Regions from separate parts of the Homo sapiens genome. Here region 2 is linked to region 1. The links are chromatin loops, found by intact Hi-C in ENCODE. Cell type or tissue: heart right ventricle. All regions are shown on one strand. Each heading gives the region's core, and the rest is flanking DNA. Links, peaks and the distances in the headings are about the cores only. Region 1 overlaps TTBK1 (tau tubulin kinase 1). Region 2 overlaps ZNF318 (zinc finger protein 318).

Region 1 (9,233 bases), core at 3,199-5,698:
TGTGTGCCAGTGGCTATTAAATAAAATCACAAATAATTGTAAGCCACCACTAAATGCAGAGTGAGACTATGAAGTGCGAAAACACCACTTTCAAAATACAACAAAGACAGCTGTCTCTTTTCAAAGCTGACCCCGAGGAGGCTACACGCTTTCCCCAAGCAGGGTATCAATCTTGAAACATTCTGGCCTTCTCTTGGGAAATGCTTCAGAAAACAAGAGTGACAATATTGCAGGCTCACAGCATCCCCACCTAGCCTGGGAACCGGAGACCAGCAACTCGACCCAAACCATGTGAAGCTCTGCCGAGCTTCACATGAACTTAATCCAACACAAGTGGCTTAGATGACCTTAACAATCTCCAAGAGTCAAAGCCACCCCGAAAAGATAATATTATTAAGATCACCTGTTAGCTCAGAGCTTTATGGCTTACAAAACACTCTCCCCTCCACCATGGAGGATATACAAAAGGATGTCCCCCTAAAGGACAACATGCTTTGAACCATGGCCTTGCTTTAAAGGACACACCCTCTCCCACAGGTGTCAGTTCTGAGGTGGGGGGTGTGTGTTTGAAAACTCAGCCGCCTTCTCAATGCTGGATCTCCCACTTCCAAAGGCGTTGGAAACAGTAATATGTATGTAATGCTGAAATGAGGCTGAAGCCAGTGCCATCATCTTCAATATTTCACAAGGCACTTTGGGATCTTAGAGTACCTCAGGGTTCTGGTCACTGAGATGGAGCTGTGCTCAGGGTTGAGTAGTGGAACCCTCTAGAAGGGAATGCTGGATCACAGAGTGCTTGGTTTCATCCAACCCCAGATTGGGTGGGGGGGCCCTTGCCCACACTGCTGCTGACTTATGGAGCAGATGGTGGGCAGGTTCCCTTCACTTCACCTCCTGCCACTACCTGGGGTGGATGGGAAGAGGGCAAGAGGAGGTGGCTGGGGGAGGCAGTGCCAGCAGGAGGGGAGTGGGGCCACTGTTCAGCCTCACCCCCTCACCTTTGTGCTTTTTGTTTTCTGTCCCTTCTCAAAGGGTCCACCTTGACCCTCTCCTGCCTACTGCCTGAGCAGGGTGCAAAGCCATCCAAAACAGCCCAGAGGGCAACAGAGGCTTGGGTTTGGGGAGATTCAAAAGTGAGCAGCTGAGATGGGGGTGGGGGTGGGGCACAAGTATTAGAACCCAAATCTGGCTTTTGTTGCCAGATGGAGAAGGTGCTCTTGGCCCAGACATCCTCAAAAATAAATAAATAAATAAATAAATAAATAAATAGACTTACAAAGAAAGATTTTGGGGAAAGGAGTGTGTGACTATGGAGTGGCTTATGTGAATGGTGTGGATGAGCCATACCACAATGGTGGCCCTCTGTGTGGACAGTTTGGCTCCAGGGCACTGCCCACCACACTTATGGCACCCCCAGGCAGGGGCCAGGGCCCTGAGGCCTCTACTCTAACCAGAGACATCTGGGGAATTGATGGGCCAAGCAGAGGTTACAGGGAGAGAGGGGTAGAAGAGTGAAGCTGGGATGAGAGTAGCTACATAGGAAACTACCAATGACTGCATAGACATCTTTCTGGCTCCCTAACACACATGTGCATACACACACTCATACAGCACTGTGCAACTTGCGCACGTGCCAGTCACATTGAGGTCTATGTAAATGGCACTTCCTGGAATTACACAGTGCACAGCCTGAGCATTCATCCATGGCAGCCCTTCCACATGCACAAACGCTCATTCGTAAGCACACTCTTATGCACAAGTGTACGCGCATGCACACAAGCAAACATACAGACACAGTCTCACTGAAATAAACATTTTGCAAATCTTTGGGCCTCCTCCCCTCCCCATACAGGCACGGCCCTTTCTAGTACCCACTTCACTACTACCGCATTCCCCAGGGGAACAGAGGTGCTGGCTGACATGGGCAGGATGAATAAAGGGAAACTTGGGCTCCCTGCAGTGAAGGTTGGGGGCTGAGAAATGGGCAGAAGAGGCAGGCGCAAGCTGGCATCCTGACACTTCCCCACTCCCAAGTGTCCAGATCCCTATCCAACCTGCCTCTCTTCTGCTGTGTCTTCACCACCGCCCTTGGGGCTGACCGAGCACCTACAGGAAGGAGTCACCTTCTGAGAAGGGCAGAGGTGGGGCTGCTCCCGCCTGGGATTTGTCCTGAGACACTGGTTTTGCTGACAAGCACATGGTTTCTCACGTCATCCTTAACAACCACCTTAGCTGCCACTGCTTCTAAGCTGGGTCTCCTCGTTGCTCAGTTCCAGCCTGCCTTGGGAGGTGGATCCCAGGCCCCTCTCATCCATCCTCAGTTCCTGAGGAGCCGAGGACAGACACCCAATCCTACCAGGGAGTGATGGCACAGGTGTCTTGGGGGAGGGGCAGCCTACCATGGACTGAGCCTTCCTGGGGTAAGATGTGTGAGGAGAGAACTCTGTCCTCAATGATGATGGCCTGAGAAAGTCTCGCTAGGTCACAGGGCTCCTCCCCCGATCACTGAGCATTGAAACACTCCCCACCACATTCCAAACCTGGCTGTCCTGGCCTCCATCCATACACAGGGACACACACACACACACACACACACACACACACACACACACACACCATGCAAGGAGGGTCTTGGCCTCCCGCCAGCCCCTCGGGGTGGATCAGACCCAGCCATGCCAAGAGATCACAAATTAAACAGAACAAAGCCCATACCAGAGTGCCTCTGGCCCTGCAGGCCTCATCTCCCTGACACCTCTCTTTCCACTGGACTCTGGACCCATCAGTGGCTCCAGCTGAGCGCCCCTGCCCTGTCCTGGAAACTGTACCACCAGCCCCACCCCTCCCTGCACCATTTGGCTGGCACCTACAAAGGGAGCTGATGGGGAGGTGGGACGGAGACTCTGCTTGGGGTGGGAGTATTACAGTACCTTGGGCCAACGTTCTAGGGGGGCTGTATTGCATGATGGGGTGGGATGGGATGTGTGAGTGTGTGATTATTGCGTCCTGGGAAGGAACCATGGTCCTCTGCCTGCTCCCCACCCCCCCCCACCTGCCCCCTCCAGGAGGGGGGGGGCCCAGCCTAGGTCTTGTGGGTGAACCGGGCCCACACCTGCTGCAGCTGGGACCGCGAGATGCGGAGCACCGAGGGCATGAGTCTGTGGTTGCCAGCAGCGAGGGGCGCGTGGCGCCGGTGGGGCGCCCGCACAGGGCTGCTCTCAGCCGAGCGGCTGCGCTGAATGAGGGAACCGGAGGAGCCCGAGGAGCCGCCGCCGCCGGGGTGAGGGTAATGCTCCGTCTCCAGCGTGGAGGAGGAGAACACGGAGGACGCCAGTCGTCGCAGGGGGCTGTACCGCGGGAGGGAGTGCCCCGAGAGTCTGTCCTCCTCCAACTGAAAGAGACCAAGAAAGTGGAGGGAAAAGAGGTGTCAGGCACAGACTCGACAGCTCCGTCTCCGGGGCCACCCACCGCTCACAGCCCCTGCGGCGCCGGCGTCCCGGGCAAGTGGGCGGGGTCAGGCAGGGTGGAGGAGGGTGCAAACCACCCGCCCCAAGGTCCTGCCTCAGAATCTAGGCTCTGGCCTCCAACGCCCTTCCCCCTCCTCCTTCTCTCTGGAACTTCTCACACTATGGTCTCTGCAAGGAGACCATGGTCACTCACCTCCTCCGAGAAGCCTTCCTGGCTTAGTCCTACCTAGCTCAGGGTTGTTCTGGACTGGGGAACCCTTTCTCTCAGGAACGTGGCTGTGTGCTCTGAGAGAGTTCCTTGCCATGTGTTGACAGCTGTGTGTGGCATGTCTCCCCAGCTAGATTCCGTGCTACTCATTAGGGCTCAGAAACTTTCCCTGTACACCCTCCGCCTTGGCACCCCCGCCCCATCACAGGGAGGTGTTGGGATCGGGGTGACCATGCGGCATAAGGTGGTACTCTAGAGCCCAATTACTCGTGTTTGAATCCCAACTCCACCACTTAAAATCTGAGTGACCTTGAGCAAGTTACTGCACCTCTCTGAGCCTCAGCTTCCTCCTCTGTAAAATGGGGGTCATAATGGTGCCCACCTCAAAGGGTGGTCGTGAGGATTCGATGTTATAAGATGTGCAGTACTTGGAACAGCACCCGCCATGGAGTAAATGCTGTGCTCTTCACTGAGCTATTTTAGTATCTAATTTTAAATCACTCTTCCAAATGAGGGAAGGGATGGACTCGTAGGAGGAGGGGCAAACTGAAGTCATTTCTTGAAAGTGGCTTTTTCCCTGCCCCCTCAAAGTCTGAGCCACCAGGCAGCTTGTGTACAGGGCTGGGCAGAACTGCTGCCTCATCGCCTTCTGGAAGAATCCTGCTCTGTGCCCCCATGCCCTCCGAGTGAAGTGGAAGTGTCCCAGATATGTGGGGGTAGAAATGGCGCCCAGGGTGTTACCAGACCTCTCCCAGCCTGACCCTCTCTCTTCCTGAGACAGAGGCCAGTTGAAATAGCTTTTACAGCAGCAGCAAGGACTGCCTGGGCCAGCTCCTCCAGGAAGGAGGGGGCCTGGGACACTCAGCCCCAGCATCCCTTGCTGCTGTCACATGGGGGCACAAGGGACTTGGCATGGAGCCTCCAGCAGAGTAGGGAAGAGGGAGAACATTCTAATAGGACTGGCTTTGCTCCCACCTTGCTTTCCGTTTCAGCTTCTTTTTGGCCAAGTCTAGGATCCTTCTGAGCTAGTCCCATCTGCACCAAGGGTTAGGGGTCTAAGGCCCACCCAGAGAGGCCAAGGGACAGAGGCACCACCATTGCCCAAAGCCCCCTCTCACAGCACATGTGGGTGGCTTGAGTTAACATTCCAGCCAGAGTTTGCTCAGCTGCCAGGCAGAAGGATTTTCATAGGATGGCATTGAATCCCAGAGGGCTCTTGCCCTTCAGATTGGGCACCACTTGTGGCCACCTACTTGTCTTCAACACCAGTTGAAATATCACCTCTGTGAGACCGCTCCAGCTCCCTCCCCTGCAAGCTCCCAGCTTCTAGCAGATAAGAGTGCTCTGTTATCTCCCTGATGGACCTGGATTGTTAACATCTTTCTAGACCTTTGCATCTCCACCCCACTGCTTGTGACCTTGAGCTCCAAAAGGGCAGGACTGGGCAGCTTTATTCATCTTTGTCCCCCAGCCCCTAGCACACTGTCCAGCACGTGGCAGGGAAATGCTTTGGTGGCTGCCGGGCAGTGTCTGTGTACTCAGCGCATGCTGACCTGCTGTGCTATCGGTCAGAGACAACCGGTAAAGGCAGGCAAACAGCCCTCCCCCAGATCACACACTTGCTAGCCTGCTTCACCCTTGCCCTAGCTTTTCCCGCAACTCCTAATTTGCACCTTAAATTTCCTTGAGAACAAAGCCAGGTGTGAAAAAAGAAAAAAAACAAAAACAAAAAAACCCACCATCACCAAAGAACAATAGATACTTTAAAATTGTGCCTGCTTTCACACTGTTTCCCTCCCGGTTCCCCACATGTGCAGGTGACAGAGTTGTAGGTGCTCATAGTTTAAATGATTGGTGTTATGAGGAAGTTCACACATCAGGCACTGAGAAAATTGAGGTAGGTCTAGAGAGGGCGCCTCCAAAAAGGTGGTGGGAAAGAGGGAATTCAGCAGAGACTTCCTGCCTGCCCTGAGCCGCATAATCTCCGCCTGTGGGTGGAGAGTCCCAAAAACTGTGATTCTAGGAAGCAGCCAGATTTGGGAGGTCCTGCCATAGGCCCAGGCTGGGCTCACCACTTCCTTCAGGCCAGCCCAAAGACAGAAGAAAAAAATAGGCCAGTCCATTTCTCCCTGCTCCTCTACCCTTGATGAAGGAAGATCTCTGCTTCACCCCGCTGTCCTGAAGTACTTGGCGAAACATGTTGTACCCCATATGTTCATCCAGAGACACACACAGAGGCTGCCCTGCACACTGACATGGCCACAGGCACACCTGCTGACATGGCCCAGACAGTGGGTATGCACAGAACACACACACACACACACACACACACACACACACACACACACACACACACACACGCATGCTCCAGGCTCTCTCTGATCCTGCACAAACCATCTGCTCTCTCTGGCCTGTATGTTTTCTGTTAAACTCACAGACCTCAGGCTGGGCGCGATGGCTCACGCCTGTAATCCCAGCAATTTGGGAGGCCGAGGCAGGCAGATCACCTGAGGTCAGGAGCTCAAGACCAGCCTCAACATGGAGAAACCCCGTCTCTACTAAAAATACAAAATTAGCCGGGTGTGGTGGTGGTGCATGCCTGTAATCCCAGCTTCTCGGGAGGCTGAGGCAGGAGAATTGCTTGAACCTGGGAGGTGGAGGTTGCAGTGAGCCGAGATCACGCCATTGCACTCCAGCCTGGGGAACAAGAGCAAAACTCCGTCTCAAAAAAAGAAAAAAAAAAAATTCACAGACCTCAGACGGAATGGCTCAGAGCTCAGCTCTCGGAACGAGTTGCCTGGGTTCAAGTCCCGTTGCTAACACTTACCAGCTGGTGGTCACCAGCTGAGCTAAAAACTTTGCTTCTCTGAGTCTTAGTTTTCTTACTTTTAAAATCAGGATTCCCTGTTCACAGTGTTGTTGTGAAGAATATACATGTAAACATGAAAGTGCTTAGGACAGTGCTAACTATTGTTGTCATTATTAGAATTATTACTCCAATTGTTACCATCAATAGAAATGCTTTGACATTCTAGGCATCTGTGGTTCTGTACACACTTGCAGACCTGCTGCATATTCTACACAAATGCAATAATGTGTGCACCCACATGCAGGCACATACATGTGGACACATCCATCCACCAGTGCACAGCTCGAGCTCCGCTGACACAAACGCACATGCACAGGGGCAGAGTGCTAACCAACCTCGATTCTATACACTGTGGGGAACCCGAGGCCCACAAACACCTCACCCCCAAAGACACACACAACTCATCTCTTGCTGACATAGGTAGTGCCAGTCCCTGTCACAAGCAGGACCCGAGCCCGAGACTGATTACAGAATCGGCCTGTGCTTCCCCACCCCACCAAATCTCTCTCTCCCCACCCGCTTGGCCAGAATTCCCCAAAGTGAGGATGAGTCCCAGGACACAGGTAGGAATCTGCAGGTAAGAAAAACTTTAGAGATGAACCTCGGAAGAACCTCAGCTCCCTCACCTGGAGACCCAGAAAGGGACACTGACTGGCCCTCAGTCACTGGGAAGGGAACGGCAGAGCCAGGTCCAGACCTCAGTCTCCTGACTTTAATTCTCGGCTCTCTCTTGACACTGTCTGTCACCCTCCCTAGACTCTGCACTTCCTACGGGTACAACCTATTGTGCAAGTCACCTCTGATGCCTGTGGTACATGGCACACAGTAAATACTCAGTGAGTGTGGATGAATAAACGGGAGCGGAGCAAGGACCCCAAACACATTTTGCTCCCTCTCCTGCTGCCTGGTGCTGGGTGTGGTGGGAGCAATGGCTAGTTACAACGCAATGGTGCCAGCCCACTTGACTGCCAGGTCTGCCAGGGCTGCTCCTCCAACTCAGGCCAGCTAGGGCCTCTCTGGGTGAGGACTCACGGGCCCCACTTTTTGAGCCCCCAGTTTCCAGTGTCCAGGCAAGGCCTGGATGCATACTCCCCAGGATCACAGCTCAGAGGTCCTCTCTTCTAGAAGGGACCTCTAGATAGGGATGGGGTCTGCATACACTCCTGCCCACAGCTGCTTTTCCCAGGGCACCCATGTGATCCCAGGCAAGGCCTCCCAATCTGAGCAAGTGGTAGAACTGGCCCCTGGCCCAACACCTGGGCACCTCCCAGAGCCACCTAGAGTGTACGCCCCCAATGTGGGACCACTATGTGGAACGCGGCACAGCCCCTGAGCCCCTTCCGGCATCCCCTCCATGACTCTCCCCAGCCCCTCTGTGGGTTCATGGACCCCATTTGGAGTTTTCCTCCATTTCCCAGGTCAGAGTTCAGCCTCTGTCCCACACAGCAAAGCCTGGTCAGGCCAGTGGCTCTCTGCCTATTCTGACACCCTGTCCTTGTCAGAATAACCTAAATATCATGAGACATTTTGCAATTTGGCCACCATCTGGCCCCTCCCTGCCCTTCCAGCCTTGTTCCTCAGTCCTCCCACACAAGGAGTTGCCATTGCAGCCAGACTGGGCTCTCCCAGGGCACCCAACACACCTGTCCCTGTGCTCAACTATAGTCTCTCTCGCCTTGGCTCCACTCCTCCCCACGGCCATCCACCTGGCTCTCAGAGCTCACCTCCTCCATGAAGCCCGCCCTGATCATGGGAACCACTTCCCACTCCTCCCTGCTGCCCTCCAGACCTCTCCTGCCCTGATTTCGAGGACCTTCTCCCCTGTGCTCCTCCCATGCTCCGACCTCTCCCTCTCACTCATCATGCAGAGCTCCTTCTCCTCTCATTCCCCCTAGATGTGAGCACCTCTCAGCTTCTGCCCTCACTTTTGGGTTCCACACCCTGCACAGTCCTTTTGGGTAACATCACCCATTCCCATGGTTTCCCAAACCCCGAAATCTGTATTTCCAGGCGAGATCCCTCTCCTGAGCCTCAGGTGCCTACACGTGGACATCCCTTAGATTCCATGAAGTTATTATATTTATTTTATTTTATTTTATTTTATTTTGAGTCAGAGTCTCGCTCTGTCACCCAGGCTGGAGTGCAATGGCACAGTCTTGGCTCACTGCAACCTCTGCCTCTTGGGTTCAATCAATTCTCATGCCTCAGCCTCCCAAGTAGCTGGGATTACAGGCAGGCACCACCACACCCGGCTAATTTTTTGTATTTTTAGTAAAGATGGGGTTTCACCATGTTGGCCAGGCTGGTCTTGAACTCCTGACCTCAGGTGATCTGCCCACCTTGGCCTCCCAAATTGCTGGGATTACAGGCCTGAGCCACCGCACTGGTCAGATCATTGTATTTAAATCTGAATTCTCATTCCCTTCAAAACCACTCAGGGCATCAGCCGAGACACGAGACGCCCTGGCCCCCACTCCATCACAGCCTGCTTGACCTATCCCCAACACCCTTGGCACTATCCACCTTGCCCCACATCCACAGCCCCACCTCAGCCCAAGCCACTGGGACACTCTCTTGCCACTGCCTGCCACGTGGCCTGCTTGCATCTCATTTCAGGCCATTTCAATCCATTTTCCACACAGCAGCCTAAGGATCATTCAACAGTACCAATGTAATCATATTGCACTCCTGT
Region 2 (9,233 bases), core at 2,755-5,254, 88 kb before region 1:
GGACATGAGCTTCTAATAAGCAACCTGATTTCTGCCTATATGTATGTGATAGCTTTTTTAAGAAAACTGTTTTTATGCCTTTTTTCTGTCTCTACTGGAGATTCCAAGTCTGGACTACAGCTTTTTGAGAGCCATCTCATTTGTAGCTTCTTGATAGTTAGTACTGGTTTAGACCTTGGGCTAGTATGCCGTTTCATGGTGACATGTAATAGTTCTGGTGGGGAGCTGAATGTGGGAGTGTGAATGAACTTGCCACTCCTCATGGAGCCTATGTTTTTTCTCCCTATACTAATATGGTCAGAGACTTTTTGTATGGTAGATGGTGTTTTGGCAATGGAGTGACTCAACTCATGAACATTCCTCTCTGGAAATAGGTGTGTTTATGGCTGACAGACCTATAGAGAAAAATTTTTACCTCAGTTTGATTTCAGAAATCATCCTTGGTTTATTCCCATTTATTCCTATTTCATACTGCATTGAAACCTCAAAATTTCCCAAATTCTTAGGAAGAAGGTGGGTAACAGAAACCTGGATTCCCACAGGTGGCATTCTTGTTAGAGAAGGTAAATAAAGTTTGTCCTTGATAACCTTTCATAAATTTATTCCTAGGTCTACAACTTTGATCAAAGGCAGGCTGGTGAATAAGAAAAGGCAATGTTTTGAGATTCTGCTGGCATAGTCTCAGAGATAGGAAAGCAACTACTAAAAAAACTAAGGAAAAGTCATTTCTAGAAACTCACAACAAAAGTAGCTACTAGAAACTGTAGAAGACACTAATAGTTACCATCCTCTAGATGATAATTCACTCTGGAATGTGAGTGACATGTAAGAACTTTTATTTTTTATTCAGAGTACTTAGAAGTTTTCATACATAAAGTGCTAGAGGATCTTTATTTCTATCTGTGATTTAAATCAGAAACTTTAGTTTTGTGTCATAGCCATAGCCCCTGAGAAGGTTAGCATTATTGGGTGTGGTATAGAATTCTCAGCTAAAAGAATAGCTGTCCCATCCTGGATTTTTACCTCATGCCACAAAGGTCTGAGACCTTTGTATTTAATGAAATAAAAATATATGGTGAACCAAACCATCACTTTCTCTTTTCTAAGCCCAAGATTAGCAGAGTGCTTGTAGATATCCAGAGAAGGCAAAGAGGGTGACAAAACAGGCTGTGAGAGAGCTTTATGGGTTTTAATATGTGAACCATCAAGGCAAAGCATTGGAGAACCTTCTAAATCTTATGAGAAAATCATGCTAATTAGATAAATCAGTAGTTTTTTTAAAAGTTACCATATAGTGATACTTTTTTTTCCCAATTGAATTATTAGAACCTTAATATACAGACTTAAAGTTGGAATTAGTGTGATTTAACTGGGATAGAAGGTCAAGAGCCCTGCTGGTTCTGCTTTTCTAGTACCTCCTTTCTTTTGGTAGCTCCTGAGCACTCTTTACAACCTCTGGAACACAGCTTTAAAACCATTTATCTGAGCCACGTGTGGAGGCTCACGCCTGTAATCCCAGCAGTTTGGGAGGCTGAGGCGGGCAGATCACCTGAGATCAGGAGTTCGAGACCAGCCTGGCCAACATGTGAAACCCCATCTCTACTAAAAAAATGCAAAAAGTCAGCCAGCATGGTGGTGCACACCTGTAATCCCAGCTACTTAAGGAGGTTGAGGCACAAGAATCACTTGAACCAGGGAGGTAGAGGTTGCAGTCAGCCGAGATCATGCCACTGCACTCCAGCCTGGGTGACAGAGCAAGACTCTGTCTTAAACAAAACAGGCTGGGCGCGGTGGCTCATGCCTGTAATCCCAGCACTTTGGGAGGCCAAGGCGGGCTGATCACTAGGTCAGGAGATCAAGACCATCCTGGCTAACATGGTGAAACCCTGTCTCTACTAAAAAATCAGAAAAAAAAAAAAAAAAAAATTAGCCGGGTGTGATGGCTGGTGCCTATAGGCCCAGTTACTCGGGAGACTGAGGCAGGAGAATGGCGTGAACCTGAGAGGCGGAGCTTGCAGTGAGCCGAGATTGCATCACTGCATTCCAGCCTGGGTGACAGAGCGAGACTCCATCTCAAAACAAAACAAAAAAATCCCATTGATCTGGACTGGTGTTTCTCAAACTTTAAAGTACAGACAAATCACCTGGAGATCTTGTTAAAATGCAGATTCTAGTTCAGATCTGCTTGGGGTGGAGCTTTGAGAAGCTATATTTCTAAAAAGTTCCCAGGTAATGCTAATGCTGTTTCGTCCGCACTACACTTTCAGTAGCAAAGAGCTAGAATTTAGCTTGTGTGGAGTTGTGTAACTTCCATGATATTCTGCATGCCCTAAGTCTAGTCGGAGAAATTACCCAAGAGATCTATCTAGATATGTTGGTAATATTACCTCTTGGTTAGAGGCTAAAGCTGCTTGTTCCCCTGGGGAAAGGGAGAGGAAATGTTCTTGGACTTCATGATTATAGTCTTTTGCCCTAAGCATTTTATAGCCCCCTTGACAAACACCAGTCTCTTAGCCTTGTCTGCTCTTATTCTTTCCAAGTCCATTTGTTCAATGATGCTTCTCTTTTTCCTCAGGGATGACCTGACTGATGATTCTGTCTTCACTCGAAGCTCCCAGTGCTCTCGGGGTCTTGAGCGATATATTTCCCAGGAGGAAGGGCCTCTCAGTCCCTTCTTGGGACAACTTGATGAGGACTACCGAACAAAAGAAACTTTCCTGCATCGATCTGATTATAGTCCCCATATCAGTTGTCATGATGAGCTGTTGCGGGGAACAGAACGGAATCGAGAAAAACTCAAAGGCTACTCCATACGATCTGAAGAAAGGAGCCGGGAGGCCAAAAGACCCCGTTATGATGACACAGTGAAGATAAACAGCATGGGAGGGGATCACCCAAGTTTTACATCAGGAACTCGCAACTATCGACAGCGTAGAAGAAGCCCAAGTCCTAGGTTTCTCGACCCTGAGTTTCGAGAACTGGATCTTGCCAGACGAAAGCGAGAGGAAGAGGAGGAGCGAAGTAGGAGCTTGAGTCAGGAGCTGGTTGGAGTTGATGGTGGTGGTACTGGCTGTTCCATCCCTGGATTGTCAGGTGTCCTAACAGCATCGGAGCCAGGATATTCTTTGCATCGGCCTGAGGAAGTATCTGTGATGCCCAAGAAATCCATTTTGAAGAAGCGGATTGAGGTGGACATAATGGAGCCCTCCATGCAGGTCTCTGCTGCATTTCTTGTAGGGCCTCTTGCTAGTCTCCCTAATATCTTAAAGCCTGCTTACTTTCCTGTGGGCTATGTTCCTAATGGTATCTTTGTAATATGTGCTGGACCGACATTGTGAGCTACACCTTCTAGGACTCTCCAAACGAAACTGTAGGCCTTTTAATGCATCAGTAGAGGGTTCTATTGCTGTATATTAGGCTTTATATTAATAAATAGATATTTTGGAGAGTACTGTAAGTTTTTTTACTTAAATTGGATTATCCTTTGGCAATCTTTGAGTATGGGTTTGTTGGAAATGAACCTTGAAGGGCAAGGGGAGGAGGTGATCTCAATTTTCTCATCTCTCTTTAGAGAGAAGACAAGATGTATGAGTTGTAGGACACTGGACTAGAAATCAGATGATTCTGATTTTGGACCCACTTCTGCCACCAACTTACTGTGATTTTTAGACAAGTCACCTCACCATTCTGAGCCTTGATATTTTTCCCTGACCTGTGAAAGGATGGTCAGACCACTAGTGGAAAGACCACTAGTTTTTAGCTGTCCTCTTAGGAGATAAAGGCTTCTGAAGAGGTTCCCAAGCAAAGGAATGCTGATGAGTTAGCGTTCCAGAGTTTCCTCTCCCCACTTCAGCCAAAGCAGCTTTTTTTTTCCTTTTCTTTTGGGGATCCATAGAAAAGAAAACAAGCTAGGGGATCTCTAAAATTCTTTTGAATTCAAATTCCTTTTAACAAATAGATAAAGGTGAGGATTCCATCCAGTTTGCCTCACTTCCTGTTTCTCCTCAACAGTAGAAACATCTGGAGATAAGGGGATTCACATTTTGAATCTGGCTAAGGATACTTTTCCTCCCTTTTATCCATACTTGTATCTCACCTGTTAATTCAGGAAGACCAAAGTATTTAAGTATTTATCTCAATTACTAATGTTCTGAGATTCTGCATAAGACTAAATCAGTTGTGTTTGTCTTTGCAGCTTGAGAGTTTTTCCAGCAGTACCAGCTCCAGCCAGGATCACCCTCTCTACTCTGGGCACCCATCCCTTCCACTAAGTGGTGCTATTGCTGCTTTTGCCTCAGAGATTGAAAACAAGGGGACTATGGTAGAGACTGCCTTGAAGGAACCTCAGGGCAACCTCTACCAATGGGGTCCCCTTCCTGGGATTCCCAAAGACAACAGTCCTCTCAGAGAAAAATTTGGAAGTTTTCTATGCCACAAGGATAATTTGGATTTGAAGGCTGAGGGACCTGAGCGACACACAGACTTCCTGCTGCCCCATGAGAGAGCTAGCCAGGATGGCAGTGGTTTTTCCCGCATTCTGAGCATGTTGGCTGATTCTACCAGTACACAGGAAAAAAGGCGACGTAGCTTTCCCGACATTGAAGATGAGGAGAAATTTCTCTATGGGGATGAAGAAGAGGATTTAAAGGCAGAATCCGTACCAAAGCCCCTTGGGAGCTCTGAGAGTGAAGTTATGAGGCAGAAGGCAAGCTCCCTGCCGTCTTCAGCTCCAGCTGTAAAGCTAGAATCACTAGAAGAGACCAATCCAGAATATGCGAAGATCCATGACTTGCTCAAGACAATAGGGCTGGATATTGGAGTAGCAGAGATTAGTCAATTGGCTGCACGCACCCAGGAACGACTTCATGGCAAGAAGCCATCATTACGCTCCTCAGCTGACCGCCGTTCCTCAGTTGACCGATACTTTTCAGCTGACCACTGTTCCTCAGTTGACCACCGCTTCTCAGCTGACCGCTGTTCCTCAGTTGACCACTGCTTCTCAGCTGATCGACGTTCCTCAGATCCCCACAGACTAGAGAGCAGGGAGGCACATCATAGCAATACCCACTCTCCAGAGGTGTCCCATCCACACCCACCTTCTCCTGTGGATCCTTACCTGCTCACAAAAAACAGCCCTCCATTCCTAAAGTCTGACCATCCAGTGGGTCATATTTCAGGACCAGAGGTGGTTGGTAGTGGGTTTCAGTCATCTGTTGCAGTCAGGTGCATGTTGCCATCAGCCCCATCTGCCCCAATTAGACTTCCACACACTGCTGCTTTATCTCAGTTTCACATGCCAAGGGCCTCTCAGTTTGCTGCAGCTCGGATACCTCCGAACTACCAGGGACCTGCCATTCCCCCTGCCTCTTTTGATGCCTATAGGCACTACATGGCATATGCAGCCTCCAGATGGCCCATGTATCCCACCTCTCAACCGTCAAACCACCCTGTACCTGAACCACACAGGATAATGCCAATAACCAAACAAGCTACTCGTAGCCGTCCCAATCTTCGTGTGATCCCCACTGTGACTCCTGATAAGCCTAAGCAGAAAGAGTCTCTGCGAGGCTCAATTCCTGCGGCCCAAGTGCCTGTCCAGGTGTCCATTCCATCACTCATAAGATATAATCCAGAGAAGATCTCTGATGAGAAGAACCGTGCTTCCCAGAAGCAAAAGGTGAATATTAGCTTTGGGTATCCTGTGCCTGAGTTTTCTGTTTTGCCATAAATTTGTATATGTTTTTTAGAAGGGGCTGAAAATTTGTAAGGCTCTTTCACTTGAAGTCGTCTGGAGGCTGCTGTCATCATCCTAAGAAGTGTATATTGTTCCTCTGTTTTTCACACATGTTTTATCATTAGGACTAAACAAAAGTCTGGCCTTGGGTCCTATTGTGATTGTCAGCCTTTTTTAAGTTTAATTCTATCCAAGTTAATGGTCTTCAAACACTGTAGATAGGAACTGGGAGCCTTGAAGTCTTCAATATGATTTCGTAGTGGAGTAGGGAACCAAAATTGGGTGTGGTGAAGGAGAATCAGTAAACCTGTTTGATCCCAGTGAATTCTGTATTCTTACCCTGTAATGATTATGAGTTAAAGTTAATAACTAGTTGTTGCTTGATAATTGAAGCAAACCAAGAAATAAACTTTGCTTGTTCTGGTTTATCTTAGAGTCCAGGAGTAACAGTAACATTTTTGACATGTTATTTATTTAAAAAATTACGTGTGTGTGTGTGTGTATGTGTGTGTATGTATACGTATATTTTATATAGAGATGGAGTCTTCTCACTGTTGCCCAGGCTGATCTTGAACTCTTGGGCTCAAGTGATCCTCCCCTGCCAGCCTCTCCCAGAGTGCTGGGATCACAGGCATGAGCCACTGTGCCTGGCCTCTAAAGTCATTTTTTATATTATCCAGGTTCATTGGGTCCCCAGCCTGTGGGAAGAAAGCAGTGACTGGGGTAAAGATATAATAATTCTAATAATTCTGATAATTTAGAGCAGTAGGTGAAAACTACATCAAGATAGGGAATACATAATAGAAGAATTTTGAGTGGAAGAGTTAATACATACTATTAATTGTAAAGGTGCTTATACCTAGCAACTCACTTTGTTTAGAAACATAAAAATGTAATGTGTCTAATTTGGTTTGCTCATAAAAGTTAAGACCTGGCTGGGCGTGGTGGCTCATGCCTGTAATCCCAGCACTTTGGGAGGCTGAGGCGGGTGGATCACGAGGTCAGAAGATCAAGACCATCCTGGCTAACACGGTGAAACCCTGTCTCTACTAAAAATACAAAAAATTAGCCGGGTGTGGTGGCACGCGCCTGTAGTCCCAGCTACTCAGGAGGCTGTGGCAGGAGAATTGCTTGAACCTAGGAGATGGAGGTTGCAGTGAGCTGAGATCATGCCACTGCACACCAGCCTGGGCAACAGAGCAAGATTCCATCTCAAAAAAAAAAAAAAAAGTTCTGAAGAAAAAAATTAGAGGGCCAGTCTCATTTTTTTCCGGTTAAAAAGTTTTAGCCAATTATTGGGAAGACAAAAAACACTTCTCTTAAGTTTCTATTGGACTTAAATACCCTGAACTTCAATCTTTAGTTTTACTGAAGTCTTTTGGGAAAGGGAATAGGTTCAATGTAGACAAAACTTTAGAGACAGTGTTTGGAGGTCATACACTTCCTCTTTATTTTCCTTTTATAAATCTAGTCCTTAAGTCAGGGCGCTGATAATACATAGGTCTATTATAGACACATACAGGCCTATTATATGCTGGTATAGTATAGACAAGCCATATTTGCTTTTTTTCATTAGGTAGTAGTATAGTTGAAAGATCATGAGCTTTAGGGCAGATATACCTGGATTGTAAATCTACTCTTAATGTGTGACTTTGAGTATTCTACTTAATCTTGTACAACTTCAGTTTTCTGACTATAAAATAGTGAAAATGTGAGGATTAAACAACATGCTACTCTGGGCATACTGCCTATGGGTTATCCCTGGTTTGCAAGGAGCAGTGAAAATAAACAACATGAAATATGTCCCTTACCTATAACACATATGGTTCCTTTATCTATGGTTCCCTTTGGAACTTAGAACCACTATCTAATAGTTGCTATCAGTGCCCTAGATCCTTCCTGCAAAAAACAAACAAACAACCTTTCTGGACAGTATAGTTTTTGAAAAGATGGACAGTTCTATTCTGGAACTTAGAACGAAATATTACTTTGACAGTAAGGTCAGAGCCTGTGTGCAGGCATTTGGATCCTTACATTCAGATAATGTCTAGGAAGAAGGCTTCTGGAAGAGAGAAATAGAAAAGAGAATGTTGGAGGAGATGGACTCTCTTACCACTTTGTATTTTGCAGGTTATTGAAGAGAGGGAAAAACTAAAGAATGACCGGGAAGCCCGCCAGAAGAAGATGTACTATCTTAGGACCGAGTTAGAGCGGCTTCATAAACAACAAGGTATCAGCTGCTTTGCATGACTGCCTTTTTGTAATAACTTGCGTAGGAGACCCAAATTTGGTACTCTCACACAGGTTCAGTAACCTGAAACTTCATTAAAAATTTTTTTTTGACGTAATTAAACTTACAAAAAAGTTGCAATAATAGTGCAAAGAATTCTCAGGTACTCTTCTCCCAGATGATGGTGGTGGTGATGATGATGATGATGATGATGATGATGATGATGATGATTTGAGACGAAGTTTTGCTCTTTCACCCAGGCTGGAGTGAAGTGGTGTGATTTTGGCTCACTACAACCTCTGTCCCCCGGGTTCAAGTGATTCTCCTGCCTCAGCCTCCCAAGTAGCTGAGATTACAGGCACCTGCCACCATGCCCAGCTAATTTTTTTCGTATTTGTAGTAGAGATGGGGTTTCACCATGTTGACCAGTTTGGTCTCGAACTCCTCACCTCAGGTGATCCACCCGCCTTAGCCTCCCAAAGTGCTAGGATTACAGGCGTGAGCTCCCACACCCTGCCAGATTATTAACATTTTAATACGCTTGCTCTATCTTTTTCTCTCTCTCAATTTGTGTGTATGTGTGTGTGTAATTTTTCCTGAACTTTTTTTTTTTTTTGAGATGGAGCCTCGCTCTGTTGCCCAGGCTGGAGTGCAGTGGTGCAGTCTTGGCTCACTGCAACCTCTGCCTTCTGGATTCAAGTGATTCTCAAGCCTCAGCCTCCCAAGTAGCTGGGATTACAGGTGTGTGCCACCACACCTGGCTAATTTTTGTAATTTTAGTAGCAATGGGGTTTCATCATTTTGTCCAGGCTGGTCTCAAACTCCTGGCCTCAAGCAATCCTCCTTCCTCGGCCTCCCAGAGTGCTGAGATTACAGGCATGAGTCACTGCACTGGCCTTTTCTGAACTTTTTAAAGTAACTTGTAGATGTGATGTTCCTTTACTCCTAAATACTTAAGTATTTCCTAACAACAAAGAAGGTACATAACTTTAATACACTTATCAAAATTAGGATATTAGCAGTGATACAGTACTATTATCCAGTCTACCATTCTTACTCATATTTCACATTGTCCCGTTAATGCCCTTTATAGCAAAACAAAGTGCAAGATTATTTATCACATTCAGTTTTCACGTTCCTGTACTCTTCTTTAATCTGAGTGTTTGTATTTCATAACATTAACATTCTGGAAGATAAGAGGTCACATATTTTGTAGAATATCCCTTAATTTTGATTTGTCTGTTTCCTTATGATTAAATTCAGGTTATT

The links. A loop is a pair of places that touch in the nucleus more often than their neighbours do. Peaks named below come from ENCODE experiments on the same cell type or tissue, not always from the same donor. Only the 100,000 strongest peaks of a DNase experiment are listed, where the experiment ranks them.
Region 2: it touches region 1 in a loop (6-fold over the local background); 28 of 110 quality-filtered maps call a loop at or near these places.

The regions. Positions count from the first base shown.
Region 1 is chr6:43,263,798-43,273,030 of GRCh38, reverse strand. All of the region lies in intron 13 of TTBK1 (tau tubulin kinase 1), which reads right to left. Among named protein-coding and RNA genes, the nearest start is that of TTBK1, 25 kb to the right of the region's middle. RefSeq lists a silencer at 701-950. In heart right ventricle, for the core only: no CTCF peak of the experiment used is centred there; a DNase peak (open chromatin) is centred at 4,560; H3K4me3 peaks cover 475 bases; H3K27ac peaks cover 2,500 bases; H3K27me3 peaks cover 770 bases.
Region 2 is chr6:43,351,108-43,360,340 of GRCh38, reverse strand. It overlaps ZNF318 (zinc finger protein 318), which reads left to right. Exons shown (of 10, transcript NM_014345.3): 3 at 2,576-3,215; 4 at 4,196-5,677; 5 at 7,865-7,964. Among named protein-coding and RNA genes, the nearest start is that of ZNF318, 14 kb to the left of the region's middle. In heart right ventricle, for the core only: a CTCF peak has its summit at 4,260; no DNase peak of the experiment used is centred there; H3K27ac peaks cover 239 bases.